Regions from separate parts of the Homo sapiens genome. Here region 2 is linked to region 1. A link is an interaction called in ENCODE POLR2A ChIA-PET data of the cell type or tissue named here. Cell type or tissue: A673. All regions are shown on one strand. Links, peaks and the distances in the headings refer to the core of each region. The heading gives the core; the rest is flanking DNA. Region 1 overlaps SLC39A12 (solute carrier family 39 member 12). Region 2 overlaps CACNB2 (calcium voltage-gated channel auxiliary subunit beta 2).

Region 1 (16,290 bases), core at 8,536-11,035:
TATTTGTCCTTTTGTGTCAGTTTATTTCACTGAACGTATCTTCACAGTTCACTCATGTTATGGCATTTGTCAGAATTTTGTTCCTTTTTAAGACTGGATAATATTCTTTTGTACGTATACACCATATTTTGTTATTCTATTCATCGATTCAGTGAAAATGTTTCACCTTTTTGCCATTGCAAATATGTGGATATGAACATTGGTATACAAATATCTGTTTGAGTCCCTGATTTCCAAATTTTGGGGTACATACCCAGGAGTGGAGTATCATCCCTTTAATTTTAAATGTAATTAATGCATTAAATTTTTTACGTAGAAATGGTGTCTTGCTATATTGCCCAGGCTGGTCTTGAAACCCTGGCCTCAAGAGATCCTTGTGCCCTGGCCTCCCAAAGGACTGGGATTATAAATGTGAGCCACCACACCCAGCCCCTTTCAATTTTAATGTTAAGTCTGTGTCTTTATATTTAAACTGGCTTTCTTTATATATATAGTTGGGTCTTAGTTTTTGTATCCACTTTGACAATACCCTGTCTTTTAATTGATATATTTAGACCATTGGTGCTTAAAGTGATTCATACAGTTGATTTAATATCTATCATATTTGTTACTGTTTTCTATTCATGATCTTTTTTCTACTTGTTTTGTTTTGGTCTTCCACTTTTTTTCTGCATTCTCTGGTTTAAATTGACCATTTTGTATGCTTCTATTTTTTCTACTCTGTTAGCATATCAAACTTCATTTAAAAATTTTTTTAGCAGTTGCTCTTGACTTTGCAATATACATTTACAACTAATCCAAGTCCTCTTTCAAGTAACACTGCATCCCTTCCCATGTGGGGCAAGTACCTTAACAGAGTACTCCCAATTTCTCTTCCCATTCCTTATAACACTGCTGCCATTCATTTCAACTACCTGTAAGCAATAATTACCAAATACATTTTTGATATTATTTTAAATAGTTATCTATTAGACCAATTAAGAAGAAAAATAAAAAATCTTATTGTGTCTTGATTCTTTAGTGCTCTTTCTTTATGCAGATGCAACTTTCTACTTCATTTTCTTTCTGAAGAATTTATATTTAACACTTCTTGCAAGACCAGTCTACTGGCAATAAATTCCCTCAATTTTTGTTTGTCTGAGAGAGTCTTTATGTCTCCTTTACTTTTGAAAAATAATTTCTTTAGATGGAGAATTATAGGTTGGTGGCTTACATCCCTTGAAACATTAAATATTTCATGCCACTCTTTTTGATGGCATGGTTTTTGAAGAGAAGGCCAATATAATTCTTATTTTTCTCCTTGCTCCTGCAAAGGTAAAAATATTTGTCTGTTGGCTTCTTTCAGTATATTTTCTTTGCCTTTTTCTACAGCTTGAAAATGGCATGGTCAGGTGTACATTTTTTGGTATTTCTCCTGCTTGGTGTTCTCTGAGCTTTCTAGATATGGGGTTTCATGTCTATTATTAATTTTGGAAAATTTTAACTCATTATCGCTTCAAGTGGTTACTGTTCTTTTTTCTTTCTTCTCCTTCACATTCCCATTATGTGTATGTTACACCTTTTCTAATTGTTCTACAGTTCTTCAATATTCTATTTTGTCTATTTTATTCTTTTTTCCCCTTGTATTTCAGTTTGGGATGTTTCTATTGACATTTCTCCAAGTTCAATGATTCTTTCATTGGCCATGTCCAGTCTATTGAGGAGGCTTTCAAAGGCATTCTTCATTTCTGTTCCAGTGTTTGGGATTTCTGGCATTTCCCTCTTCCATCCTTCCCTCCCTCCCTCCATCCCCTTCCTCCCTTCCTTCTCTCTTTCTTTCTCTTTCTTTGTTTCTTTATCTTTCCCTGTCTCTCTCTCTCTGTGTCTCTGTCTCTGTCTCTCTCTCTCTCTCAGGCTGGAGTACAGTGACATGATCATGGCTTACTGCAGCCTCGACCTGCCAGGCTTAAGCAGTCCTACCACCTCAGCCTCCAGAGTAGCTAGGACCACTGGCACATGCCACCATGTGCAGCTAATTTTTGAATTGTTTGTAGAGATGGGATCTCACTACATTGCGCAGGCTGGCCTCGAACTTTTGGGCTCAAGTGATCCTCTCACCTCAGCCTCCCAAAGTACTGGGATTATAGGCATGAGCCACCACACCCAGTCCTTTTGTTCTCTCTTAAAAGCTTCTACCTCTCTGCTTACATTTTCCATTCATTCTTGCATGCTGTCAACGTTTTCCATTAGAGGCTTTTGTCTTTCAATCATAGTCATAGCTGTTTTAAATTACTGGGCTGATAATTCTAACATCTTTGCCATATCTTAGTCCGGTTCTGATGTTCGCTCTGTATCTTCAAACTATGTTGTTTGTCTTTTAGTATGCCTTGTTATTTTATGTTGAAAGCCAACACAATACACAAAATGAAAGGAACTGAGGTACTAGTCCTTTATCTGTCTAGGGGTTAGGCTATAATTAGTGTTTGCTGGAGCTGTAGTTGTCAGAGGCTAAAATTTCCTCTGGTATCCTTGTTCTTGTCTCCCATGTTGTCTTTATATTTCTCCAGATGCCTCTTCTGAAATCACATGTGGGATGCACAGTGCTTACAGTTGCATGGCCTTGTTATTATACAAGAGCCCTGTTGATGTGTTGATAAGGTGTAGGGGAGGGGAAGTGTTCTAAAATCCTATGATTAGGGCTCATCCTTTTCATGAGCCCGTGTCCTTGGGCTGTGACCTCAGTTTTTATTTTCTCTCTCTTAGGTAGACAGAAAGGTTAGGGGGAGCTGCAGTTGGGCACTTCTCTTTTTCCAGGCTGTCAGTCTCTGATATTTTTATCAAATAGGCTCAGGTAAAATGGCTTCTCTTGAGGGCAGACCTTGTTAAGAACAGAAAGCTCTGGTGTATTTCCAAATGGCTGCTTTCCCCCTCTCCATGCCGGAAGCACTTGTTGATTTTTCTCCAGTCTTCACTGTGAGAACCTGGTAGGGTTCCTGGAGGTAAAAATCATGCAGGTGAGGGCCCTCCATGCAAAACTGGGCCATCCTAGGGTTTTTAGCTCTCAAACTTCTCTACAGTATGATTCGAGCAATTAATCAATGCCAATCTAAGGTTTCTCTACCTTGTTATTGGATACTGGTCCTGGGTCCTGCAGTGTTTTCTGCTCCTGGGCTTCGGCTTTGGTAAGTTGCAGTTCTCTGTATCTGTCTCTTACATTTTGAGGCCAACAATTTGCTCTGCGACCTTTGCTCTCTGAAGGACCTTAGAAGAATTGTTGCTTTTTAGGGTGTTTGACTTTTTTCTTGTAATGATTTCTAAGCTCCTTACGTGTCAGAGTGGAATCCAGAAGTTCCATATGGCAGATTTTTGAACACATAGGCGACTTCACTCATTATCTTTTTGAAATTTTAGGTTGTTTAATAATGGCACAATCTTCCAGAGTTCTTACAGATTTTTTTTTAATTTATTTTACTCGTTTCTTATTTCCAAAGCTAAATATAACACAGTGGTGCCAAAAATAATGAAATATAGGTTGTTTTTTAAAAAAGCAAAATCATATCATTTAAATACCACCCCTTAGGAAATATTATGAACATTTTAGCATATAGTCTTCCAGAACATTTTCAATATGGATATATGTGTAATATATCATACTGTATATTCACAACACTGGAATTATATGCTTTGTTGGTAAATTGCTTTTTTACTCAATGGGTTGTGAATACTTTTTATAACTATAAATATTTGCTTACAATACAGGATTTTATTCTTCCAAGGATATTAGTAGGGATCCCTTGGAGACTTCTACAGGAAGGAAAGGGAGAGACCAAGAAATTAGAGCCCTGATTTCCATTCCTTGGCTTTTACCAAGGCAGTTTTAAGAGCATCTGTGCAGATTCCACACAAGTTTTTCTGTAATAAAAAGGTCTTATTGCTTAAAATATAAACCTATATATTGAAAGCTGCTGCCCTGCATGTAGATTTCTCCTCTGTAGTGTCATTCTCAAGAGCTGAAGGGCATTCTGTGTGAGGTTTACTTTTGAGGTTTACGTGACCCTATCATCCATCATTCAAGCTGCTTTCAGCTTGATTGTCACTTTTTTAGAAGCGTCATTTTGTTGTAGACATAGTTACGTGTCTTCTTGGTTTGTGTATCTACATAGCTAATAGCCGTGTTCTCTCTGTTGTGTCCAGTCTGTTGAGTTTGTTGAAGAAAATGAACCTAAAGAGAGAGTGACCCTTAGTGACACTTTCTAGTTTGCAGTCCTTAACCTAGGTTTTAAAAATATAATTCTTCAAATATTTATGCCGAGGAGAATCCCAAGGGCTTTGATGTTTGGGAATATTCCTCCTTTAGAAAGTTCATTAGTTTCCCAGCCGGGCGTGGGGGCTCATTTCTGTAATCCCAGCACTTTGGGAGGCCGAGGCTGGCATATTACCTGAGGTCAGGTGTTCAAGACCAGCCTGGCCAACATGATGAAACCCTGTCTCTACTAAAAATACAAAAATTAGCCAGTGTGGTGGCGGACGCCTGTAGTCCCAGCTATTCAGGAGGCTGAGGCAGGAGAATTGTTTGAATCCAGGAGGTGGAGGTTGAAGTGAGCCGAGATCATACCACTGCACTCCAGCCTGGGTGACAGAGCGAGACTGTCTCAAAAAAGAAAAAAGAAAAAGAAAAAAAGAAAGTTCATTAATTTCCTAAGGCTGCTGTACAACCAGTAACCACAAACTGGTAACTTCAAACAGCAGAAATGTATTCTCACAATTCTTGAGGCTTAACATCCAAAATCCAGGTCTCATCAGGGCCAGGCTTCCTCTGCAGGCGCTAGGGAAGGATCCTTCCTTGCCTCTTCCTAGCTTCTGGTGGTTACTGGCAATCTCTGGCATTCCTTGGCTTATACCTGCATCATCCAGTCCTCTGCCTCTGTCCTCCGTTGGCCATCTTCCCTGTGTGTGTGTCCCCTCCTCTTCTTACAAGGACACCAGTCATATTGGATTTAGGGTCCACCTAAAACCAATACAATCTCATCCTACCTTAACTAATTATATCTGCAGAGGCCTTATTTCCAAATAAGTCTACATTCTGAGGTTCCAGCTGGACATGAATTTTGGGGAAATACTATTCAACCTACTGTACTAATGGCTTCTACAAGAATAACAGAACCTGCCATAAGCTGTGTGCTATTTGATGTGCAGTGGATGAACCACCCCTTCCACTGGGGAGAGAGTCCTTACTTCAGGATTGAATGGCCTGTATTCAGTGAGATCTTAAAGGATCATCTAGTCTAATCTCCCATTTTTCAGAGGAGGAAGTGTAAGCCTGAAAACTCACAGACAGTTGCTGCTAGATCCAGAGCTAGCACCTCTGATCACTTTCTTTACCATCCCATAAATCAACAATTAGAAAACCCAGAAGGCAACGCAAAAACTTACTGCATAGGTTGCAAGTCCCGATAGGGGGATATTAACATGAACTGGAATAGTAAAAGTAACCTCAGATAACTAAGACCTTATAGGTGAGAAGGCTTGATTGAGCAGGACCAGGGAAGACTGTAAAGATTATTAAGATTGCTGGATTAGAATTCAGGGATCTAGAATTTAGTCTTAGGTAAACTCATTTCCAGAGATAAGAGCTTAGGTAGTAATTCAGACTCGTTGAACCTCAGTTTCTCTATGCAGAGGGGGTGCGAGGTAGAGATTAGTATCACAGACTCTGGAGCTTACTTCAGCTCTGTAAACTTGAGCAAGTTAATTGACCTTTCTGGGCCTCAATTTCTTCGTCTGTAGAATGGAATTGTAAACCGCATTACACCTATAATCACAGGGTTCTTGGAATTAAATGACTCTCATAAAGCACTATTAGCAGTATCTGGTATATAATAAGTGCTATAAAAATACTTGCTATTACATCACCATTATAAATCAAAGAGTTGGATTAAATCTCTGAAGCTGGTTCCAGGGCTAGCACTATGTGATACTGTGGGCTGTCTATGATCACTCTGCATACCCTGAAATTTAATGGAAATGCTGAGACAGTGAGACCCATCTAGTCAGTAAAGAAGAAATCCCAGATAGTTTCCAAAATGTGTGCTGTCCCACTGGAGCACTGCTTAAACAAAACCAGGCCTCCAGTGAGCAGATGCCCTGTTTACCTTGATGGTGTTGGACTCTTTTCAGAGGTGGTTTGATTTCCTCAGCAGGTGCATTGGTAACAGGAGAAATTAGTTGAACTGCTTTTTGTCTTCCCTGAGTTGAAATCAAACTGTGACAATAACAATGACCTCAGACAGTTTCTTCTCTGTGAGTCTCCATTATTCAACCTTAGGAGTGTAACTGGAGTGGAACAAAATGGATTTCCACTTGTTACGAGATAAAGAAGAAGAGAGAGGGGCTCATGCTGCTTGTAAGCCTGGAAGGATGGGCAGAACGGGGCACATCAGAGGGGGCCCCCATGTCTCCAGCTCTGGAAGTTGAGTCAATATGAAAAAACATTCAGGACAACTTCAAAGGGCTGGTGGGAGCTGGTTTGGAGATCTTATTGAAGATTGCAGTTATATAAAAAGGCTTGATCTCCATTTTCCACCAAGAAAAAAAAAAGATCTCATTGACCAAAGGTACAGCACTGAGAGGTAAACTGTGATGAAAGAAGGGAAGACCGATGGTGATGATGATGATGTTAGTGATAACAAATTAACATTTATTGAGCCACTAGTATTTTCCAGGCACAGTGCTAAGTGCTTCATGAGCAGTATCCCATATTGACCTTACCACAATTCTGTGAGGGAGGGTCTCTTTTTAGCCCTATTTTACATAAGAAGAAACTGCCGTTCTAAGAAGTTACAAGGCTATTAGGCAGTGTAGCTGGGATTTGAACCAAAATTATAGTTTATAGCTTGAATTCTTAATGACTGCCTAGAACCCAACTGATTAGTGCCGTCTACCCAAGTGGTTAGTAGCCGCATGACCCAGCCCTTCCTTTCCAGTTTAGGTGGGGAAATGAAATTGTAAATGTGCAGAACCCAGAGAGGTGTGTCTCATAAGAAGAGGCACAGTCTCACCTCCAAATCTGAGTTCTGGGAAGCGGGGGAGGGATTTGTAGTGACCACAATTGATGGACACGTTTATTTAAGACTTCTGTCCTGTCCAGCATGAAGCAGTGGAACCAGCTTCCCAGGCTCTGCTCTCAGCACTACAGAAACACGGGCCGATTCCCCATCCCTAAAGATGGCCCTGTCTATGGATGATAGATGTTCACATAAGATTTCTGTGTGATATGCTCTTTGATTTTTCTCCAGAAGCATTTCTAGTTCAGGGAAAAAAATAACAACGACAAGTCAATCACCAAGTCGAAATACAGTGGAATGCTAAGTTTAAGCCTGGGAAACATAAATACCCGAATGTTATTGAGAAATCTGGTTTCAAGGAAAACACCATTCACCCCAAAGATCAGTGAGTAACACATAACTTAAATAGCTTAAAGCTATGACGTTATGGAGAGTCAAATTTAGACCCTGCGCATATTTAGAAAGCAAATAGTTGCCATCATCCTTTTATTCTTGCCACTCAGTTTTGAGGAATAGTGATGTTCTAGCAATTCTAAGTCTGCTTGTGGCTGGAGGTCCATTACAGGCTAGGGTTTGTTATCTGGAACCTGAACTCCTTGGAAGAACACAAAACCAGTGTTAAGGCAGAGGAGGGGAGAGATGGTGATCTAGAAAGCTGTCCCCAGGGTCCAAGGCAGCACACTGCTCTTCAAATGACTTCTGCAGATGACCACAGGTTTCCGCTTACAATAAAGGCACTTTGGTGATAGGCTTGCAAACACCCACTGACGATGTCCTCCTAAATCCTCTGACAGCTCACTTCCTTTAAGCCTCTCTGCATACTATTTCCAACCTCAGCAGGGGGTTAAACTTAACTTCCTCTAACTTGAAGGTGAGCAGCTCATACCAAGAATTTTAATTTAGCCAGCTCTAAATGACTCCAAACTTGAACTTGGAACAAAGTCGTCCATCAGAACTTTTCTAATTAAAATGGCATAAATTAAAGCTTAAGGTCAAAATCAGAACCCGGTCACAGAAACCAAAACACAGACAGTGCCAAGTATTTTGACCTCCACACCATGCTGACCTGTACAAAGAGATTTTTGTTCAGCTGCAGTTTATCCTCTTAAAAAAATGGCAAAGCTCTATGTATCAAATCTGCTTACCTTTTAGGGAAAATATGAATATGAAAAAAACTGCTGCATGGAGTCCTAATTCAATAATTCCTGGGATTGATCTGATGTCCCATGGCATGCAGACAAAGAAATGGGTGTTTCAGCCCAGGAGCTCGCATCTAGCATGTGGTTTGTAGACGTGTTAGCCTACTTACTTAAAAGCACATGACTTGACTTGGGCAACAGAGGTGTGCGCCTAAACTTTCTTGAAGCCAAGTCGGCCCAACATCTATCACACCAGTGGTACTGAGTGGTGCCCCATCCAGCAAAAGCAGCATCCCATGGAAGGAGTTCAAAATCAAGGTCACAGGCCTCACTCCAGACCTACAGAATCAGAAGAGAGGGATGGAGCCCAGCGATCTGTCTTTTTGTTTAGTTCTTGAGATAGGGTCTTGCTCTGTTGCCCGGGCTGGAGTGCAAAGGTACCACCATAGCTCACTGCAGCCTTGAACTCCTGGGCTCAAACGATCCTCCCACCTCAGCCTCCCTAGTAGCTAGGTCTACAGGCATGCACCACCACACTTGGCTAACTTTTTTTTTTTTTTTTGGTAGAGATGAGATCTATGCTATGTTGTCCGGGCTGGTTTCAAACTCCTGGTGGTCTCAAATGATCTTCCTGCCTTGGCCTCCAAAAGCACTGAGATTACAGGCATGAACCACCATGCTCGGCCAAGCTCTGTTTTTCATAGATAAATATTCTGGTTAATTCTTGTTTGTGCCAAAGTTTTAGAACTATTGCACTATCCAGTGATGATGCATGGCCTTTGCTTAAATTAAGCTCTAAAGACAACTGGAGAAAAAATCCACCTCATTTTGGAATCAAAGAAAGGTAGTTGAAAAAAAAATATAGTGTTTGGGTAGGGCATAGCAAAACAAACAAACAAACAACAACAACAAAACCTACTGGTGAGTAAGAGATAGGAGAGATGTTTTTGACTGAGCACCATGAGTCATTTTGGGAGTAAAATGGGTTTTTTCCCTTGTCAAGAAATAGCATTTAAAAAATAAGAAAAATATAAGGCATCTGTTTTCTAAGAAAACTGACTAAAGCCAGGGTTATTTTCTGTTTCAACACTTTCGCTAGGTTATCAGTAAATTGCATGTACATTTCATGAACTTACCTATTGAAATCCTGTTCAGGATTCTGTTTCCTCAGAAAGAAGATAAAATATATCTCACGTGTTAGTGAGATTATTCCCATAAATATTCTCTGTTAAATCTGTGAGAGTTTAGGCATTCATCTACTGCCTGACTCCAGTTTTGTTACTTTAAAAATTTTGAACTTCATCTTATGTTTCCAGCTCCCCTTGCCTGGAACAGATTTCATTTGACGACTTACATAGAAGAATGCTGACATGTTATCCTTTAGGTCTCCCAAAATGGCTTGTTCACAAGCGCTCTAGAGTCAGTGGGTGAACTATACATTGTTTTTTTAAGAGATGACTCAGAATCTGACATCCAGTAACAGAAGGTAATAAAAACCACCATATTAAAACTAGTCTTTATTACATTTGCTTGTCACTTAACTTGCTTATAGTTTATAATTGCACAGGGAAAAAAATTAACATCAAAAAGTTGCAGTTGATTTTACTCCAACAGGCATCTGTCCACTTTAAATTCTACAAACATTCTTTCTTAGGGAAAAAATCTATTTTTTAAAGTTTACTAAAATTCATGCAGAATTTACTAACTACTTTTTAAAAAGCAAGAGCTTCATCATGGTGTTGGAAACCAAAGACAAAATTTCAATTAAGGACAGTCTGATATTTATATGTTTCCAAAAATAAAACTGCATTATAAAATTAATAAGTTAATGAATTGAAAGAGACACACTTTGCCTAAGATAAAAAATTCTTAATTTAAAAATCATTATAGAGTGCAATGAAAGAAACAAAGTAAGACTATATAAATGCATTTTTGAAAGATGTTGAAGATCCTCACTTATATTTTAATATTTTGCTCATATATAGCCAAGAGCAGGAGAGAAAGCCAACCTAGGATCAATCCAAAGTTTTGCAGGAGAAACATCATCCAGGGTCGTTGTGTTTGAACATGAGTCATTTCAGGAAGCTAAAAAAAGAATAAAAAACCAGAATAAGATCCAGATATATTCAACTGCTGGGAAAAGCTTGGTGGGAAAACATGAGCGACTGTTATTCAGAACTTAATAACCTTTAAAATTCCCAAAACAGTTACAAAATGCTGAATACCTACTCTACCATGTCTTTGAAATGTAAGCTAAAAGTAAGCCATTTGATTGTGGTTATGAGGATCCCAGGATTGGCAAAGTCTTTTTTTTTTTTTTTTTTTTCTTTTGAGGCAGGGTCTTTGCCCTGTCACCCAGGCTGGAGTGCAATGGCTGCGATCACATTTCACAGCAACCTCCTGGGCTCCAGCAATCCTCTCACCTCAGCCTTCCAGGTGCGTGCCATTGCACCCAGCTAATTTTTGCATTTTTTTGTAGAGATGGGGTTTCCCTGTATTGCCCAGGCAGGTCTCAAGCTCCTGGGCTCAAGCAACCTGCATGTTGCGGCCTCCCAAAGTGCTGGGGCTTATAGGCGTGAGCCACTGCACCTGGCCTTTGGTAGAAGTCTTAAAATGACATAGTTACCAACCAAAAACAAACCCAACTCTTACTTTTCAGAAAATGTTTAAATGTGAAGTAAATAATGCATCAAAATTATTATTTTGGACTGTTCTATTAGGCTTATAGAACTACTATATGCACAGGTTGATGTAAGGCATATATACATATTATGGGAGGAGGGAGGAAGAAAAGGAGAGAGAGAGAGCGATGACTAAGATCCTCCTGATCTTTAGAACAGTAAGGACATTATCTCCTGTGGCTACATATATATATGTATACATATATACATATACATATATGTGTGTATATATATACATATACATATGTATGTACATATATATACGTATACATATGTATGTACATACATATACGTATACATATGTATATACATATAGACACATATGTATATACATATGTATACATATGTATACACATATATACATGTATATACATATATACACATATATACATATGTATATACATATATATACACATATATACATATGTATATACATATATATACACATATATACATATGTATATACATATATATACACATATATACATATGTATATACATATATATACACATATATATGGTGTGTGTATGTATGTGTGTGTGTATGTGTGCGTGTGTGTGTGTGTGTGTGTGTATATATATACATATATATATATATAAAGTTTTTTTTTTTTGAGACAGAGTCTCACTCTGTCACCCAGGCTGGAGTGCAGTGGTGGGATCTCAGCTTACTGCAATGTCTGCCTCCCGGGTTCAAGCAATTCTCCTGCCTCAGCCTCCTGAGTAGCTAGGACTACAGGCATGTGCTGCCACACTCGGCTAATTTTTGTATGTTTTGGTAAAGACAGAGTTTCACTGTGTTGACCAGGCTGTCCTGTGGCTATATTTTATTCTCAGAGAAACACATGGCAACTATTTCATGTTTGTGAAATGGCCTAACACCATTTAGAGGGAAGGGTTCACTCACGCATCTGTGTGAAGTGCCCCAAGGTGTATTTGTCTCAAATTATTTCAAAGCCCTCACCCTGAGAAGGTCAGAGCAAGCATACCTCTTTCATTACACAGTCATTTCCATTGGGACACAGGCTCGTGTCAACAAGGATTGGAGATTTAACTCAATCTTGCCATTTTGGGCCAGATCATCCTTCATTGTGAGACCCCTCTCCTGTCCATTAGAAGATGTTGTAGCAGTATCTATGGCTCCTACTAGATGTCAGCTGTGTCTCTGCCCACAATCATGGCAAGCAAAAATGCCTCCAGACACAGTCAAATTTTCTCTGGGGGATAAAAATCACCTCCAGTAGAGAACGACTCAGATTATTTTATCGATCAAATGAATGATCAAGGACTTTAGGTTTATGGCAATAGAAAATGGCTTGACACTTTTTTTTTTTTTTTTTGAGATGGAGTTTCACTCTTATCGCCTAGGCTGGAGTACAGTGGCATGATCTCGGCTCACTGCAACCTCTGCCTCCTGGGTTATGGCGATTCTCCTACCTCAGCCTCCCGAGTAGCTGGAACTATAGGCATCCACCACCATGCTTGGCTAATTTTGTATTTTTAGTAGAGACAGGGTTTCTTCATGTTGGCCAGGCTAGTCTTGAACTCCTGACCTCAGGTGATCCACCTGCCTTGGCCTCCTAAAGTGCTGGGATTACAGGCATGAGCCACCATGCCTGGCCAGGTTGACACATTTTTAAGTACATGGAGAGGAGCACCCTGAATGCTCTGTTTGAGATATTTCTTCATCTTAGGTAGTTATTTCAATGGCATGAGGGTGGTTTACTATGACCTGCCATCTCACATCCCGGCATGGAGCAATGGACTCAAAGACAAAGTAGGATCCAGAACTGCTCTCCTGGGTGGACCATTTTAAACAAATTACATGCTCTTTTGGTGTCTTTATGCCAGGTTTAAACATGTTATACTTTAGAAAAATCTTATCTGATTCATCAATTATAAATTCAAAATGCCATTTTGGAAAATCTATGGAATGTGGATAAAACAGTCTATATTTTCAATTTTGTAGTAAAGTGACTTAGCAAGAAGCAGCTGAAACATCTGATTTCATGTTTTATATATTACGTATATGTTTTAAATTACATATATTTAATGTTTGAACTATATGTAACTGTTGCAAGTTTCTCATATAGTTAACAATGGATTTATGACAAACTTTCCCCGTTTCCTCCTAAGTGGCGAATGAATATCTTTCATTTACTAAATGCCTTGATATTAGTTCAACATTCAGAGTGTTTTGGTTTCTAAATGCCTTGATATTAATTCAAAATCCACAGTGGACATGGCAGAATTCTAGATTAAGGCTTATATGTATAGGGAAGAAATAGTATTTGTTCTCAAAGAGCTTGCATTTGATGGTACTCTTGAGGGATTAACAAGGTACATACATGGGAATTTTCCAATACCTTGTTTTTCTTTTTTTTGATTCAGGGTCTCACTGTTGCCCAGGCTGGAGTGCAGTGATGTGATCATAGCTCACTGTAGCCGTGAACTCCTGGGCTCAAGCAATCCTCCCACTTCAGCCTCCTGGGTAGCTAAGACTGCAGGTGCATACTACCCTACCCAGCTAATTTTAAAATTCTTAGTAGAGACGAGGTCTTGCTATGTTGCCTAGGCTGATCACAAATGCCGGGGCTCAACTGATCTTCCTGCCTCAGCTTTCCAAAGTGTTGGAATTACAGGCATAAGCCACCATACTCAGCCCCAATCACTTTGATTCTCAATAGTTTTCAGTATTTTTTAATAGTTTTCTCCAAAGCCAGACAACATAGGCCACCACCTTCCTTTGTCCCAGTAAGCTGCATCTCAAACTGCATCTGTGAGACACAATCATACCATCTGTGGTCATTTACAGGCTCAAACCTTGATTACTCTAATTTCCAAATATGGAATAAGATCTTGTGTAGTTCCCTCTCCTCCTCCTCCTCCTCCTCATTTTTCAAACAAGATTATTAATTATCTTTTGTAAAACATGGCTGAATTAACAGCATATCCCATCTCTGTCCCTACTGCCACCTGGCTGTTCTTAGTCTTTGGTAAAGTACACAGTAGAAGTGTTTTCTGGAAAGGTTTTGTTTGCAAAGACTTATAAAGTATAGGTCATTTATTGAACCATCACGATTATTTTGAGTGGACTATTATGGAGAAAAATATTTTGGGCAAGATAGACGCATGGTAGTAAAAATGGTTCTGGTTCAAGAGATAGAATTTGAGATGACTTTTCAAATCATCAATATCTTCATGAACCTACATTTTGGAAAGCTCACTTTTGAATTTCCATCTTTGCCTCACACTTCCAGGAAGGGTCTTTGGCTGAGGAGAAGTAGACCCTAGATTTGGGTCGATCAAATCACCAAAATGTTTTAGGTACAAAAACACAGAGCTAGAATTAATATCTTGTAAATTATAGCAGAATTTCAAGCTGTTTCTGTTTTGACTAAATCCAAAACATGTCCCAGTTATTTTTATTTATTTATTTATTTATTTATTTATTTTTGAGACAGAGTTTCACTCTTGTGGCCCAGGCTGGAGTGCAGTGGCATGATCTCAGCTCACTGCAACCTCCCCACCTCCCAGGTTCAAGCAATTCTCCTGCCTCAGCCTCTGAAGTAGCTGGGATTACAGGCACACACCACCACACCTGGCATATTTTGTGTTTTTAGTAGAGACTGGGTTTCACCATGTTAGCCAGGCTGGTCTTGAACTCCTGACCTCAGGTAATCTGCCCACCTTGGCCTCCCAAAGTGCTGGGATTACAAAATTGTCCCAAATTTTTAAAACAATTGTCCAATCCATTATTTTTCTCACTAGCCTTAGTTTATAAACCTGCTGCTTGCTTGGAGGATTTAATACCTATTGAATTGAATGCATCTTTTATGAGAGTCAGTGACCCTACTCCCAGTGAGAAAATTAAGAATTCTTTATTCTTGTATATAAATGACGGCATTATCCACCAGAAAACACCATGAACATTTTCACAACTCCAGAGGCAACATTTACATGGAATACAATGTCTTCAGGAGTTGCAACAGGCTCCTGTATTTTTTTTTAATCGAAATAATGGACCCTATGATAACTTGCCATACAGTTAGCTGTGCTTTTTTTTTTTTTTTTTTTTTTTTTTTTTTTTTGAGATGGAGGCTCACTCTGTCACTAGGCTGGAGTGCATTGGTGTGATCTTGGCTCATGGCAATCTCCACCTCCCGGGTTCAAACAATTCCCCTGCCTCAGTCGCCCACGTAGCTGGGACTACAGGCACGCACCACCATGCCTGGCTAATTTTTTGTATTTTAGTAGAGATGGGGTTTCATGATGTTGGCCAAGATGGTCTCCATCTCCTGACGGTGATCCGCCCACCTTGGCCTCCCAAAGTGCTGGGATTACAGGTGTGAGCCCCTGCACCTGGCCTAGCTGTGCCTTCTAGCAGCACTTCTTTCCTGCCAGGTCTTTCAGGTTGTCCTGGCTACAAAGTCTTATGCAATGCTTATTTTATTTGCCTTTCATTTACATCTATTTATCACGTCCTTTCTTACATATATATTTCCCCCCTTTTACTTCTCATAATCCTGCAAGTGATAAAACTATTCACTCCTTTCAGTTTTGAAGAAACATTAGCTCAGAGAGGATAACAGCTCACCCACAGTCACATTGTTGTGATGTCAGAAAGAGGACAAGAAACCAGGTCACCTCCTAACTGTAGTGAACATACAAAGAACTGCAAAGATCAATTCTCTATCTGAGATTCACTGTTTCTATCTGAAATTCATCCTTGTCTATTATGACCAAGGGCGAATTGGTCTAATTAGAAAAAAATGGAAAATATCAATGGTAGAAATGTCCTATTAAGCATAAAAATGTCACTGCACTTCATGAAAATTTGATAAAATACATGATGCAATCAATAATGAATTATCAATAATCAACACTTAATAAATCAATAAACAATAACAGCAAACACACCAACAGAAAATCAGGCAAAAGATACCAAACAGGTAATTCAAGAAGAGGAAAATCAAATGGTCCAAAAAATTTTGGAAAGAGGTATAATCTATAGCAATTTTTAGGCTGGGCATGGTGGCTCACACCTGTAATCCCAGCACTTTGGGAGGCCTAGGCTGGCAGATCACTTGAGGTCAAGAGTTCAAGACCAGCCTGGCCAATATGGTGAAACGCAGACTCTATTAAAAACACAAAAATTAGCCAGGCATGGTGGCGGGTGCCTGTCATCCCAGCTACTTGAAAGGCTGAGGCAAGAGAATCGTTTAAACCTGGGAGGCGGAGGTTGCAGTGAGTCGAGACTGTGCCACTGCACCGCAGGCTAGGCGACAAGAGTGAGATTCCATTAAAAAAAAAAATATATATATATATATATATATATATATATATATATATATATATATATAATTTTTAAAATGCTAACTGCAAGATGCCAATGATATAGTTATTAGGCTGCCTTTGTTGTAAAAGA
Region 2 (16,290 bases), core at 9,252-11,751, 160 kb before region 1:
AGAAATCACCGGTTCCACGTCCTGAGCTTAACACGTGAGAAAACCAAGGTCAAAGAGGTTAAAGACTTGCTTTCCTGAGTTGAGTCTCTGCAACTCCAAATCTAAATTCTACCAAGGCGCAGGACCCTTATAAGGAAAGCAGTCCCAGGGGCCTCCTCTGTATCAGTGGTCAGGCTGTGTGTTACAGGACCTGCCGCCAAGGGCCACAGGTGCACGAACCAGAAATGAGTTTTGAACACACTTCTCCAACAAGTGGCATGCTGGTTGCATGAGGCCAGATGATTATCTGTAGAGATGGGATCCTCTATTCCCTTACATCCTTTATGTGCTTCCTCACAAACCCACAAGGCAGAGAAACTTAAACCAGTGCTCAAAGGCAAAAAGTCTAACACATTTGATCCGAGGTCATATATCATAATTAACTATTGCCAGGGCTCTCACTTCCAGTTTGGCTCAGAACCCAAGTCTTCTTTTAATCTGGTGATTTGTAATTGTTTTATGGGCAGAAGGGGGGATTCCAGGTTTTACGTTTTTATTTATTCTGATTTATGTTTAATTCTGATAAATAAACTTAACAAATAGCTGTTCCATATATGACAGGGTTGCACTTGCAGATCTGTGGTGGGGTAAAAAACATTTTATAAACGACCCTGGAATAATTCCTTATCCAAATAGAAAACTTAAAATTAGATTCCTCCTTCATATTACAAACAAAAATAAGCAAACATTTAAAAAAATATTAGCAGTAAATATAAAAGAATATTTCTTACAAGATGAGAAATGGAAAACAAAGGAAAAAATGGTTCAAGTTGACAACATCACAACTTGGTACTCATATTCATGAAAATGCAGTGGAAAACCAACTCATAGACTGGGGGTAGATATTTGCAACACATAAAACTGACAAAGGATTACAGTAAGTATATAAAAATATCTTCTACAAATCAATATAAAAAGCAAAAAAACACAATATATGGCAAAAGGTATCAAGTCAAGGTATAAAAGCAGAAGAGGATCAGACTGACAAAATGGTGAAAGTAAAATATTTCCAAGAGTTCATAAAATGTGGGGGAATGAGAACTCAGATGCTGCTGGTTGAGATGTAAAAATGGCACCATGATTTTGGAGAAGTGCAATATTGAGTAAAGGTAAAAATATGCACACCGTACAACTAAGCCATTCCACTCCAAGGTCGGCCTTAAGCAGAACTTCCCCACTGATTGACTGAGTTGTAGGTGTGCCTGAGATATCAATCTATTCAGCTGTACAAACACCTGAGGCCTGGAGGATTTGGGCCTGTTGATACAGCTGTGAACACCCTGAAAATATTATTTTCTACATATGTCATAATTCAGAAAAGATTGAGAAAGCACTGCCCTAGAGAAACGTCTGCACGTTTGTACCAGAACTAATGCACCTGCATATTTATAATGTCATTGTTGGTAATGGGGAGAAAAAAAAAAAGAAACCACGTAAATAAATATCTGTCAGCAGAAAATGTGATAAGTGAATTGTGTCGCATTCACGCCACGGAATACTCTACTGCATGAAAATGAATGAACTGCTCCATGTGTAACATTACTGATAAATTACAACCATCAGGTTTAGCAGCAAGAGAGGTGTGAGCAGCACACTACAGTATTCCGCTATTTATATAAATCTGAACCCTGTAAATACATCTTACAGGAAAACATCTAAGAATACTCAGTACTATACATTGCTTAAAGAGATACACGTGTATAATAAAAATATTTTAAAACTCACAGAACTGGTTTAAGAAATTTAAGGTAGTCTGCAAGTAGGAAAGAGTGCTACACAAAGGGAAGCAACTCTATTGGCAATAAAAACAAACCCAGCTCATGAAGCTGGGTGATAGGTATGTAATGCTTTACTTTATTATTCTTTGAGCCTTTTTGTATATCTTAAAAGTTGAATGATAAATATTTAAAAATAGAACCAGTCAAGCTACTTACTCATAAATGATTAAATAAAGAATGGGGAATTATGCATTTCAAAGACTAGTTTCCTAGACAATGGCAATGTCCAAGCCTAGTGTCACAAACACGGTGACCCTGCACTTCAAAACCTACTTACTGAGTACCCGGCTTTCTCTTTTCCATCTTCCTCTTTCTCTACCCCTCTGTTTCTCTCACCCTCTACTGCTCTCCTTCAAATCAACTTACTGCATAGCCCTCCGCCTCCAAGTCTGTTTACAACATCAACAGCAAAAATAATAGCTAATAGTCATGGAGGTCTTCCCATGAGCAAAGCTTCATGCTCAGTGCTTCAGATGCTCTCATTTAATCTTCACAGCAATTCTACAAAGTAGCTACTCCAATGGTGTCCATGTATACACGAGGAAGCAGGAATTTACAAAGGCTGAGAAACTTGTCTGAAGGCATGCAGATAAGAAATGGTAAATGCATAATCCCTGTACTCATATTCTGAGTCCAAAAGCCATACGCTTATCAACTACCACTCCACTTTCCATAATGTGCATGCAATATATTATACATATTTTACATTTACTTAAAAGCATTTAAGTTCCTTGATCTCAATGATGAGACAGGTTGAGAGGAAACATTCCTTGAGTTACTTACAGATTTGGGGTCTGTAATAATTAAAGACACATTAATGTTACTATATTTGATGCTAACAATAAATCTAGGAGGTAGAGTCCTTTATTGTAACCAATTTTCAGATAAGGAAACTGAGACTTAGAAAGACAAATAAATATAACTCAGCGTTATACAGGTGGAGAGTGGCAGAACCAGCAATCCAACCAGGTCTTCTCCCTAATCCCTGGGTTCTTAACTACGACATTCTATTTATCGCCTCTACAGATTCATACCACACCCCAACCCCCACCAGCTTCTAAGGCCTATGGGAAAAAAAACCATTCTTCACCTTTGTTCAAAGACAGTTATATAAAGAGTGGTATGCAGTTTCTAATCTCAATGAATTATCATACCATTTATAACTACTCTAAAATTGTTATATGTATACCTACACACACGTGTACCTGCATGTATATACATTTCTCTCCATTCTGGAGCTGCGTTTTCTCTTCCACACACTTAGATTGGCTTAAGATTGACTATAGCCACCACCACGAATGTATTTTCATGCAATCTAAAAGCCTCATTACTCACCTGGCAGGTATCAACTCTGTCCTGCCACGCTCCCAAGTGGAACCACTGGAAATGTGGCATGGCTAGGAAGAGCTGTTCACTTTCAAACGGGGATATGACATTCCCTCCTCCTGTAACTCAAAAGGAGACCTCTTCTCAACCTTAGCAAAGATTCTCTGAAAAATTAGTCTTAAGGGCCCAGTAGTATTCAGAAATACATCCTTTTCTTTCTCCTATCCATTTCAAAATCTAGACATCCACCAAGGAGCTTTTGGTAGTTTGTCAATGACAAACTATCTGAACTAGTATTTTATCTTTACGAAAATATATAGGTCTTGAAAGAATTTTATTTTTTGGACTACGTTTGGTTTGTCCTATTAAACCTGTCCAGAGAAATATTCAACATGTAAATGACTCAAGACAATCAATAATTTTAGAAATACTAATTTCTAAAGTCAAAAAAGACCATATTATGGTGCCCTAAAAGCAAATTTGTCGGCACTACTTAAAACATGAAAATGTTCAAAACATCAAGTTTGGGTATGCTACATATAAAAAAAAATCAATAGCTAATATAGTCAATTCTTCCCAAACCAGCAACACATATTTAATTATAAGTGAAAAAATAACCTGTTTACAAATTTTCAAACAGACCCCTTCATTGCCTGTGTAATACAGCTCAGAATTATTCCAAATATAAGTATCAAGTTGTAGAACCACACAGCTGACGAAAAAGCAAGCTGGAAACATCTGGAAAAGCACATCCTTACTTCTATTTCCTGCTGCAAAAGTCTAAAAATAGACAGACTTTGAGAGTTAAGAGAATACCTTTCTTGAAAATTTAATAACCATTTGTAACTTAAAGCAGAAAGCCCCTGGAGAAACATATCCATCTATCAAAAAAATAAAAATAATAAACTCAGTGCTCCATGCAGGTGATGTTGCCGTCAAACCATTGTTTGCCTAAGGCATATGATTAAAAAAAATTAAGCCACATTTTTCTGTGATAAAAAGTAATTTTTAAGGCAGATTTCCTGGATGCATTAATAAGACATAACATTTACATTATGTTTCACATGCAGTCAAGCCCATTACCTACAAAAGAGGAAGGAAGCAGTTCTGCAGGTAATGTGGAATGGCAGCTAATCTGGAAAAGATTATATTAGTTTTGCATTGCATCATTTAGTTTCTATTTAAATGTGCACATTCAACTTCCAGCGATTTTACAGTCATCAAATGCCAACGATGATGTGCTCCAGAGAATCCCACCAGAAGAACTCAACATCGCCCTGGGTTCATATGTGGATGTATACGCATCAGTTCCTTAGAATTCTTTAGAATTAATACGTGTTCAGGGGCTTTCTCTCTCTAAACGTCGTATCTTCTACCGCTCAGCCCTTCTCTAAAACAGTGTGCTTAAGAGTTGCCTTTCCAGTAGCTGAGATGACTACAGAAAAGGACTTCAGTCCTTTTTCAGGCTGGGCTCCAGTCTGAAAATTTAACAAATAAGGTGAACAAGCAATAAGGAATGAGGAATAACGTCAGATTCATTTTAAAACAATCTTTTTATTTTATTTTATTTTTTTGAGACAGGGTCTCACTCTGTTGCACAGGCTAGAGTGCAGTGGCACGATCATGGCTCACTGCAGCCTCCAACTCCTGGGCTCAAGCAATCCTCCCACCTCAGCTTGCCAAGTAGCTGGGACCACAGGTGTGCACCACCACACCCCACTAATTTTTTAGTTTTTGTATAGATGGGGTCTCACTATGTTGCCCAGTCTGGTCTCGAACTCCCAGGCTCAAGCGATCCTTCCACCTTAGCATGCCAAGTGTAGCTGGGACAACAGCCACATATCACTACATTCCACTAATTAAAAAAAAGTTTTTTGTGTGTGTACAGATAGGGTCTCACTGTGTTGCCCAGGCTGATCTTGAACTCCTGAGCTCAAGTCATCCTCCAGCCTCAGCCTCCCAAAGTGCTGAGGTTACAGGCATGAGCCACTGTGTCCAGCTAAAACAGCCTTTTTGAAGCTCCTTCTAAATGGCTAAAGGCTTATCAGTCCATGGGCTCATTTACCTGTTTGGGTTTTAGGGTTTAGCATTTGTGTTAAAGTGTTTTTATAGTTCCTCTGACAAGAAAGATGCAACTAATATTCGTAGGTTTCTAAAATTCAGGGTTTAAATAGAAACTTGAGATTTTTTAAAAGCAGCACATACAAAGCATACATATGTCAACTTCTACTATGCAGAATTCTACATCAAAACTGTTAATTCACTCTCCTTTTTGCTGGTACAATGATAACTCCTTTTTCATAACGATGATTCTTTTTACTTATTTGTAAACTATTTTTTAAATTGACAAATAGAAACTATATATATAGTATACAATATGATGCTTTTAATAATAATGGTTCTTAAGTAACAAATGAAGCTAAAGTTTTGCTATGTGATATGCAACATGCAACATAATACATCATGCCCATGTACATGTTAAATATATTTGAAAAGAAAGAACAAAAATTAGTCAAAAGGTAAATGAATGTGTGCAATTTTCTAAGCTTTGCAGTACTGCAGGTGTTTACATTACAGATTTAAGTGACACATGATTTCTATATGTTACAAACTTCAATATATTTTGTAACATTCTAGTAATGCTTATTAACTAAGATATATAGTTTCTCCCCCACCCCACCTTATCCATGAGGGATGCCTTCCAAGACCTCTGGTGGATGCCTGAAACCATGGATAGTTCTGATATACTGTTTCTTCCTATACATACACACCTATGATACAGTTTAATTTCTAAGTCAGACACAGTAAGAGATTAACAATAGCTAAAAATAAAATAGAACAATTATTGGCTGGGTGCAGTGGCTCATGCCTGTAATCCCAGCATTTTGGGAGGTCATGCCTGTAATCCCAGCATTTTGGGAGGCAGAGGTAGGCGGATCACCTGAGGTCAAGAGTTCAAGACCAGCTTGGCCAACATGGTGAAACCCTGTCTCTACCAAAACTACAAAAATTAGTCAGGTGTGGTGGCTCACGCCTGTAGTCTGAGCTACTAGGGAGGCTGAGGCAGGAGAATCACTTGAACCCGGGAGGTAGAGGTTGCAGTGAGCTGAGATCATGCCACAGCACTCCAGCCTGGGTGACAGAGTGAGACTCTGTCTCTAAATAAATAAATAGAAGAATTATAACAATATACTGTAATAAATGTTATGTGAATGTCGTCTCTCCCTCAAAATATTTTATTGTACTGTACTCAAGTTGACCTCGATTAACTGAAATCTTGAAAGAAAACCATGGATAATTGGGAACTACTGCACCAATCCCTCCCCAACAGTGGACTTAAAACTTTGGTTGGCTTAATGCTTACACTGGCATGTCTTACTTCACCTTCCAGCGAAAAATGGAGCCCGGCATTACCCTCCCCACTTTGCTTGCTAAGCTGCAGTGCAGAAGGCACCACTACTGCGCCCCCCAGCATGCTTTTTGGAGAGGACTGGAGCACACTGGGACGTTCATGTGAGAATCTGCATGTGCCCCTTTCTGGAATTTGAGGGAAGTACATGGACGCAGCCTGCGTCTTGCTCCTACATTTCCTTAGACATGTCTGAAAGCCAGAGAGTGGCTGGCTGGAGCAGTTGGTCCCATCGGGGAAAAGAAGGAACATGCACAGCATGAGGGGAATGGGAGAGAAAGAAGTGACTGCACAATGCTGCTGTTTCTGTGGCTCCATGTGACACAATACACAGGTGGGAGGATGAGGTGGACATAGTAGGGATGCCCAGGCAATAGCCCGAGCAGTGGATGCCCCATCTGGAGAGAGGAAGTCAGGGAAGAGGACTGCCTTCAGGAGACAAAGGAGATACAGCTATGTGTCTCTAAGAATCCTCATGGATGATGGCCATGCGCAGTGGCTCACGCCTGTAGTCCCCAGCACTTTGGGAAGCTGAGGCGGGTGAATCACCTGAGGTCAGGAGTTTGAGACAAGCCTGGCCAACATAGCGAAACCTTGTCTCTACTAAAAATGCAAAAATTAACTGGGCAGCCATGGTGGTGCATGCCTGTAGTTCCAGCTACTTGGGAGGCTGAGGCATGAGAATCACTTGAACCCGAGAGGTGGAGATTGCAGTGAGCCAAGATTGCACCACTGCACTCTACCCTGGGTGACAGAGCAAGACTCCATCTCAAAACAAACAAACAAAAAAATTCTCATAGATGGAGAGGGCCTGGGGAGACTGAAAACCGTAGATTCTCTCTCCCTGGACCCACCCCACAGAGGTAAGCATCAACAGATGGAACCCTTGCAAATTGGAGCAAGAACAAAGATGCCTTCCTGTCTCTGATGGGTTGTAGAAACTCTTTGCCTCCTTGACTTCTGATCTAAATCACTGGAGGAGTTAGGTTTTGATGAGGAGCAGGGAACATTGAAACACTACCCTCTTCTCTCCACTCCAGTAAGCTGGAATAGAAGAAAGAATTGAAGATCAGGCCAAGGACCCCATCCAATTCTAAGACTCAGAAGTGTGGTTTGGAGGTCATGGAGATCAGATTTCATTCATATTTGTGAATGGAATTTTAAGCTGCATAGAATTTTGTTGTTTAAATCCAAAATGACTGGTACATTAAACAATACACCAAATATTAAGAAAATGTGCTCACCCAGTGGAAAAGAAAGAGCTGTCATGGCACACAGTTAGAGGCATTGAATGGAAATAAAAATAGTAAAATTCACAGATTTTTGACTGTTCAACAAACTAGTCATGCGCATCCTCTATGCATATATAGACAACAATAACAGCTACCATTTACGAGTGCTCGCTGGGCTAATTGCTGCGCTTAGTACTTTATAAATCCCATTCAATTCTCACAATAACTATATGAGTTAGGTATTAGTGTCCCCATTATACGGATGAGAAAACTGAGGCTAGCAAAGGGATGTAACCTTCCCAATAGTGCAGAGGTAGTAAGTTAATGCTCAAGTCTTTCTGATTCAAAGGACCATGCTTCTAACCACTGGACAGATAACTGTCATGTTAATAACATATGTTGAAAGGAAAGTCCAGGAAATTTCTATTCAATGATACAGATCTTAAGAATTTTTTTTTAAAAACCCTCAAAAACAAAAAACACTTGACATCTACAAATGTATAAACATTAGAGAGTTTGGAATATAGAGTCTTGGGCATGAAAGCCAGACCTTTTTTTTTTTTTTTTTCTGGTAAAGTTTAAGGAATCCAGCAAGAAGTGAAGCATTTTACCACTAGTAGGAACTCATTAAATATTTGTGGCATTAAAATGAAATGAAGCCTACTCTTGAAATTGACTCTATACAGAAAGTACAGTATGGAATGCATATGTGATCAGAAGCAATAACATGTATATTCATTTACTCAACAAGTACTTTTGAATGTTTACTGTATTCTAGGCTGTTTGTCTGGATATCACCAAGTTCTGAATGTATAACGGTAAACAAAACAGGTAGTGTACTTGCCCTCGCAGAGCTTAACACATCCAAATCTATCATGCCATAGTTTTGTTATCTCACTAAATCCAGAGGTTAAATGATTTTGTGGCCTAAGGCCACACATAAAATGTCAGAGCAAAAATTACAAAGCAGGAAATTTGAATCCTATGACAGGTTTAACTTTGAAGAAACTAAATTTTAAAAGAAAAACTATCACTTTCAAGAAAGAAAATAAAAGATTCTGCTTTTGTCAATTAGAGCAAGATTTCCTTATCCCACTGATATTTCAAATAGCCTGGTTAACAAAGGCACAATTCACATCTACAAATAATGTTAGGTCCACCTATTCTACTTAGTAACGGGTGTTTAGTGGTGATGTGTCATTTCATGCTAGACTTTGTTGGTTAATGTATAATCAATATGTTTCATTATAAGGTCAGTCATGAAAAGCATAAATGACACTTTATACAAAAGTTTACATGCAGTGGCTGCAAACACACCATAGCAACAGGGAGAGATTGATGAAAAAGGTTTGGTTTCTATAGCAACTATCGTAGGGACCATCTGTAAGCTGAACTGCAGCAACGGAAGCAAAATGAACACTTTAAAAGTCTGCAGTAGGTCTCTTTGTCTATTTAAACATAATGTTAAAATTAAACGTTTTTTCTCCTATAAGGATAAGCTTCCTCTTTTATTTGCCATTTTGCAATCTGATTGCTTTTTTGTTTGAATGAGCCTGTTTTTATTGAAGCTTATAAATCCAACCTTTACAAAAACGACTGTATTTTCCTACTGAAACTTCTATGCACAAATGAACAATCACAAACACAATTGGCAAAAGCAGAGAAACATGGATTGTGAAAAATTTTAGTATATTTCAAAAGACAGACTATAAAATGCTATTATAAGAACTACGGTTCTTTATTTAGTATCTTTTTTTTTATTCCAACAACCTGCTTTTCATAACAGTCACCACTAGCAAAAAGCAGAGGGAAATTACAACACAATTACTTGTTCATTCTTCATTACCATATATGTAATTGTGTTGTTCCCTCTACAGCCTCCGCTAAAATAATCAACGATCACTCGCCCCGTTATGTTTCTCTATGTATATACACACATACATATGTATGTACGTGTGGGTGTTTATTTATTCATGTTTCCCCCTCATTAAGTCATCTTTTTTTGAAGGTACTCATTGATGTAATGTGGAAAAATAGAGCATTTTAATCTTGAATAAAATTGCTACCTTTATAAGGAAAGCTTTTCTGCTCTCACTCACGGTGTGTTACCCAAAGGATACAAAGGACAAGAGAAAGCTGTAAATATCAAACAAGGAAAAGTGACTAATGCCAGCCAAGGTACAAAACCCTTTTTCAGATAGAGGGGTCACTTTTCACAGCATCCATGCTAACCTGCCCGGCTTGTAAAGTTGCCATGCTGCAACCACAGCTTGGCTGGTATTTAACTACTCTGTGATATCATTCGGCTATAATTTCGACTCTCCAAGCATCTGCCTGTGTCTACTTCAAGCTGGCTGACCAGAATACAGATGAAAGAACAAAATTTTCACTAAGAATTGGATCTAGATGCTGTGGCATATTCCTGTGTCTCTTTTGTACCCATGAGGTACTGCAGAATATTGCAGAAACCTGCTTCAGACCCTGTAGTCTGATATTTTCAAAGAGTGAGTGACAGAATCTTAAAGCATCAATCAAGGAAAATGTTCAGTGATGGCTCGCTTAATGGGGACTCTGTTAACAGCTTTCCCAGTGATGAAAATCCAGTCTTGCTTAACAACAGAGATAATAGGAAACTGACTGAATTATACAGTGTCAGTCTGTATGTCAAGAAAGGGAATTTCAGCATAAAAATGTCACAGATTACAAAGTATGTGCTTCCTGAAACAAAGACAGAAAGGCAAAGAACTTGCTATTTCTTGACGTTACTACATTCCAGATGGATCTTACTCCACAGCCACAACACAGAAGAGATAAACATTCCAAAATAGAACCTGAGAATGGTTCTGGAACTATAGACACTGGCTCAACCTTTTCAATTCATGCCATTGGGCGGCCAATGACTGAGAAATTACTCTGTTCCAGGAACTATACTAAATCCTTAAACTATATCATCTCTAATTTGCTTAAGCCCTTATAGATTGTGTATTATTATCCTTGCTTTACAGATGAGAATGTGAAGTTTTTAAAGGAGTTAAAAAAAAACTTGAAGTAAACAGATGAGCTGATACTTACACCGAGGATATTTTTGACCCCAAAATCCCATGGTTTGGTCCCTATAATATATGGTGGCTCATTTGAGAGTTAGAGAAACCAAGGCCCAGAGAAGATCAGTATATGTACTCAATCATAGCCAGAGAAGAAACTAGAAATTCGATCTGTGTAACCGAGGATCCTCATCATCCAAATCACATAAGATAACCTTCACAGTTCTGCTTGACACCACCCAAGGGAAAGTCAATAGGGTTATCTCCAGCAATACTGTGATGGCTTCCAAATTCACCTCTTTTTGTGTGTTGTCAGCCAACTTTTTCACTGACTTCCTTCACCAGAGAAAGTCAATTCCATTTTAAGGGTCCAAAGCATGTACTCTTCCCTCTCTAATCAAACTACCACCAAAATAGGGAACTGTCTATTAACACAGAGCTGGTAAAATGTTGGTGAAAGGGCACTTTCATAAAAATTAGAATCTTACTCATTTTCTTCCTGGCTACATAATGAAAGATTTTGTCACTTGTTGAAGAAATTATGAGAATTAAAGCAGATGAGAAGGTAGAGAACAGGGATCACTGAAATTCCACCTGTTCTGTAGCATTTGGCTCTCAAATTGTATAAGACATTTTAAAAATGTCAGGGAGAGATTTGTTAAAGGACACAAAATTACAGCTAGATGAGAGGAATACATTCTGGTGTTCCAGAAGACTGCAGGATGGTTACAATTAGTAATAATATGTTATACATTTTAAAATAGCTGTGAAGAGGAGATATTGAATATTCTGTTCAAGAAATTAGTGTTCAAGAAAACGGATATGCTATCGCCCTAATCTGATCATTTCTATATTTTATGTATTGAAACATCACTATGTACCTTATAAATATGTAAAATTATTATGTGTCAATTAAAAACAACACATAGAAATGATACTGGCCCATGCCTGCAATCCCACCACTTTAGGAGGCCAAGGTGGGAGGATCACATGAGGTCAGGAGTTCAAGACCAGCTTGTCCAACATGGTGAAACCCCATCTCTACTAAAAATACAAAAATTAGCTGGACCTGGTGGCGCATGCCTGTAATCCCAGCTACTTGGGAGGCTGAGGCAGGAGAACTGCTTGAGCCCAGGAGACGGAGGTTGCAGTGAGTCAAGATCATGCCGCTGTACTCCAGCCTGGCTGACAGAGTGAGACTATGTCTCAAAAAAAAAAAAAAAAAGATACTGGACCCTATTATAAGGCAGGTATGTGAGAAATCGATCAGGACTACTGTTTTGAAAATTCTAATGAACAACCAACCACAGTGGCTAGAAAATGATAGTGCTCACTATACGTCCATTGAATGAATAAAATAGTAATGCATAGATAAAATGTTCCCAGTAGTAAGTTATTAAGAAATACACAAACATATAACTCTCCTAGAGGGGCATTAAAATGATCACCCAATAGAATTAATTTGGCCATAAAATGGAAGCCAGTGAACGTTAGCCCTATTATACTATTGAAACCAAATTCTTACTGCACAGAGTTGGTATAGATGTCATGGAGGTAAATTTCAACACAAAAAATAAATGTAGTGCAAAGATCTGTTTCTAGAAGCTAAGGCATTCCAGATGGAGCTTCCTTCAGATATGTGGGCATTAGAAAACAACTTCTAAATGGCAATTACTCATTTCCCTATCTCTTAAATTTTTCTTACTTAAGAAATGGGGGCAAGTGACTGCTACTTGGCAACTATAAAATTATTGTAAAAGTGAATAAATTTGATGAAGTTACAAGTTTCTTAGAAAAATCTGGTATAAGAAGACTAAATGCATCAATTTTTTAAGCAGTACTTCTACCGCGGGGAAAAAGGTAGACTAATTCCTCTAAGCAGATAAAATAATAAACAATGCAATTGTACAGAAAACATACCTAATAGTAATGAACACAATGGATCATTTTTACTGGAAGTTTTAAATTTTATTATTTTAAAATATTTACTTTTATAAAAAATTTATTATTTATATTTATGCTCATTCTTATGCACTAATTCAATCAGATTTCCCCTTCCTTTCATGAATGGAAAGGAGCCATATTCCAATTCATGTAAGTCATAAGATATACCAAAGATTACACCAAGCAGAATGAGTTTTAAATTAGTACAATATATGGATTACAGAAGTCAAAATATCCTCAATTCTTTCACAATTGCAATAATGAAGATCTTCAACACAAAAAAACTTTTTTTTTGAGTATAATTAATGTAATACCTACAAAAAGATGTCTAAATTAATGGCACAAATGCAAATGATCACCCTAAGTGCTTTTCAATTGTTGTCACGTATTTAGTATTTTTAAACAATGTTGGAACTTTTTAGTAATTTTTAGGAACAATGTTTTAAAATGTCCACTGTTCAAGGATGTCTGTTTGATTTTTAAAAACAAAAACTAAATGAAGTGTTTGATTTGAGAAGCCACTATTATCTTACTTGATTCTTTTTTGCTCATCTTTGTTTACAACAATACAGACACACACACACACACACACACACACACACACACACACACACAGTTTCATATACAATGCATTGCAAACTCTACAGGTTGCTTCTACCTTAAAATGTATACAGATCCCAACCGCTTCTTCCCAATTCTCCACCAATGTTCTAGACCAAGCTACCATCACACTTCGCCTGAACTATTAGTACTGTAATAGCTTCTTCTCTGGTTTTCCTCCTTCCAGTCTTGCTCCCTCAAAATCTCTTCTCCATACAGAAGACAAAGTAATTATCTTACAGTATATATCACGTCAGATGATTACCCTAATCAAAGTCCATCAAAGGCATTCATTTCACTTAGAATTAAACTGAACATCTGGTATACCTTATAAGATCTGACATTATCCAAACCCTTATCCCTTGACAATCCTGTCTCCTATTACTCCTTCTCCATCAGTGCACTCCAACCATGCTAGCCTTCTGGCTCTCTCTCAAGCCTACTAAGCAAGACTTCTCTCCAGGGCTTTTTCTCATGGGGTTCCATCTGCCCCATGTCATCTCGGGGAGGTTTACTCAGAACTTTGCTCAGAAGCCTTCTCTGGTCACCCTACCTTCAAAATATCAGCCCAATGTCCTCTCACCCTTCTCTGCTTTTCTTCCTAGAAGTTGGCATTACATGACATTTTATTAAATATTAATTTGTTTATTGTATGTCTCTCCACTAGAAATATAAGCTCACTGATGGAAGGGACTTGGTATATTCTTTGTTGCAATTTCTAGAACCTTGAACCATGCCTGTGCATAGTAGTTTCTCAGTAAATGTTTGTACTAATTATTTACTTTAGACTAATTTTCAAAGAGCTGGATGGTACCTTCACAGTTTCAATGTGCCTATCATGCTTTTTTGCTAGTACTTTTCTCAGCGGACACATATCAACATACTTATTAGCACCTATGAGTTGCAAGGTGCTAACTCAGGCATTAGGAGAATCACGAATGCATCTAATTTTACTTCTAGGGAGACTGAAAAAAAGATAAATTTAAATGAGACATTATCCAACATTGCAAAACAATCTAAGTTGAATGCCATGCTATATTAATGAGTGAATTTTAACATTCGGAATATTTACATTTATATTTGGAATAGAAGTAAATTGATTCAAACTAGAGTGGTCATGCAATGCGTCAGGGAGAATGGAAGGTGGATCTTGAAAGCAAGCTTAGAACTTTGACACATACAGGGAAGGAAAGCAGTCATGCTGGGTGGAGGAAATGAAAGCGTGGAAGTAAAAGTGTGGGCATACATTATCAGAGCATGAGTAGAAAACCAATTTGGCCAAAACCCAGCTTTACTTTCCAAGAGGGTTGGAAGATGAATCTGCAAGAACAAAATGGGATTGCTTGAACAGAGGTCTGAATGTCAGGCTATTTTCCAGTAGACAATGGGGAGTCATTTAACATTTTTCATCAATGTCATATCATAAATGTCATGCTTCAGAGCAATGACTCCAGTGACACACCATGGAAAGGAACAGAACAAGGCATGCCCAAAAAAGTAGCACCAACTAGGAAGCTTTGCAGAGTGCAGCGTGGTGAAGATTGATGGCTACTAGCCCCAAGAATCTTCCTATGAGATTTACATATACCCCCAGGTGCCCCCGGTATGAGCTTTACATATATCAACTACTATATGAAATATGGGGTACTGTTGGGAACATATGAGCTTTAAATATATATTATACTATTAACATATATTATTGCATATATTAACTCAAATATTAATTCATTTGAGTTAATATATGTTAATATATTACTTATATGTAATATATGTGATGTTAATATATTACATACATGTAATATGTGTGATATGTAATATATATTAATATATTACATATATGTCATATGAATATATTACATGTTAATTATGTAAGTTAATATGTTACATACATTAACATTTATTATTTATGTATATTTTCTGTATATTATGTAAATTTATATTGTTACTAATATATAATATACAAAATATATAATGTTAATTATAATTAAGTATATTGATTATAATACAATTAATTGACTATATATTAACCATTAATATATATTCATATATAATTTATAAAATATATAAATAACATGTTAATATATGCAAAGCTCATATATTTCCAGCAGTACTCCACATTTCTTTCAGGTGTCCACCCATCCTTCATAAGAGGCCTCACGCCCCAGGAGACGTTGATCTGACTGTTTTTTTGGCTCAAAGGAATCCCATTCTCCCTGTCACTTGTCTGGTCCACAAATCCAGCTGTAAGTTACTCAGAACATGGCAATGCTCTGACTATGGGAATTGGTTCAGGAACCGGCATGTGGCCCAATTCTAACAATGAAATACAAAGAGAGGTTTCCTAGAAACTTCCAGGAAAAGCGCCCTCTTAAGATGCACTTTGGATGTCATCGTGGCCTAATATGAGGATCTGAAATCCTATAACCATCACACTGTTGGCTGAAGGAGGACAGAGCCAGGAGAATCACAAAGAAACACACTGGGGTGCTTGGATTAAGCCTGTGTTGGGGCCTGCTTTATCTCTGGACTTTCAGTTCTGTCAGCCAATAAAATTCTTTATTGCTTAAGCCAGGTTGAGTTGTATTTTCTGTTCCTTGCAGGCAAAAACATTCTAGCTGATATAACTTAGGCATGAAATAATAATGAGTGTCTGGAGTAGGTTATAGGCCAAGAGCTAGAGAGGATGAGAAGGAAGGGATTTGCTCATTCAGGAAGCATTTACTGAGTGTTCCCTGTGGGCCAGGCCCAAATGCTAGGTGCTAGAAGAACAAGACGAGGAACGAAACACAGGCCTGCCATCAAAGAGCTCTGTATCTGATAACTATCAACCAATGTCATGATCATTATAGGGAAGCACTGCCCAGGGGGCTAAGAGGCATAATGAGGTTCCCTATGGGGAGTGAAGAGAGAGAATGAGA

The links. Peaks named below come from ENCODE experiments on the same cell type or tissue, not always from the same donor. Only the 100,000 strongest peaks of a DNase experiment are listed, where the experiment ranks them.
Region 2: POLR2A ChIA-PET joins it to region 1 with 6 read pairs; 2 of 35 experiments call an interaction of 5 or more read pairs at or near these places.

Annotation. Positions count from the first base shown.
Region 1 is chr10:18,036,682-18,052,971 of GRCh38, reverse strand. It overlaps SLC39A12 (solute carrier family 39 member 12), which reads right to left. Exons shown (of 13, transcript NM_001145195.2): 13 at 9,687-10,267. The coding sequence ends at 10,139. Among named protein-coding and RNA genes, the nearest start is that of SLC39A12-AS1, 34 kb to the right of the region's middle. RefSeq lists an enhancer at 15,983-16,290. In A673, for the core only: no CTCF peak of the experiment used is centred there; no DNase peak of the experiment used is centred there.
Region 2 is chr10:18,197,039-18,213,328 of GRCh38, reverse strand. The region is part of intron 2 of CACNB2 (calcium voltage-gated channel auxiliary subunit beta 2); the gene reads right to left. Among named protein-coding and RNA genes, the nearest start is that of CACNB2-AS2, 56 kb to the left of the region's middle. In A673, for the core only: no CTCF peak of the experiment used is centred there; no DNase peak of the experiment used is centred there; H3K27ac peaks cover 1,895 bases.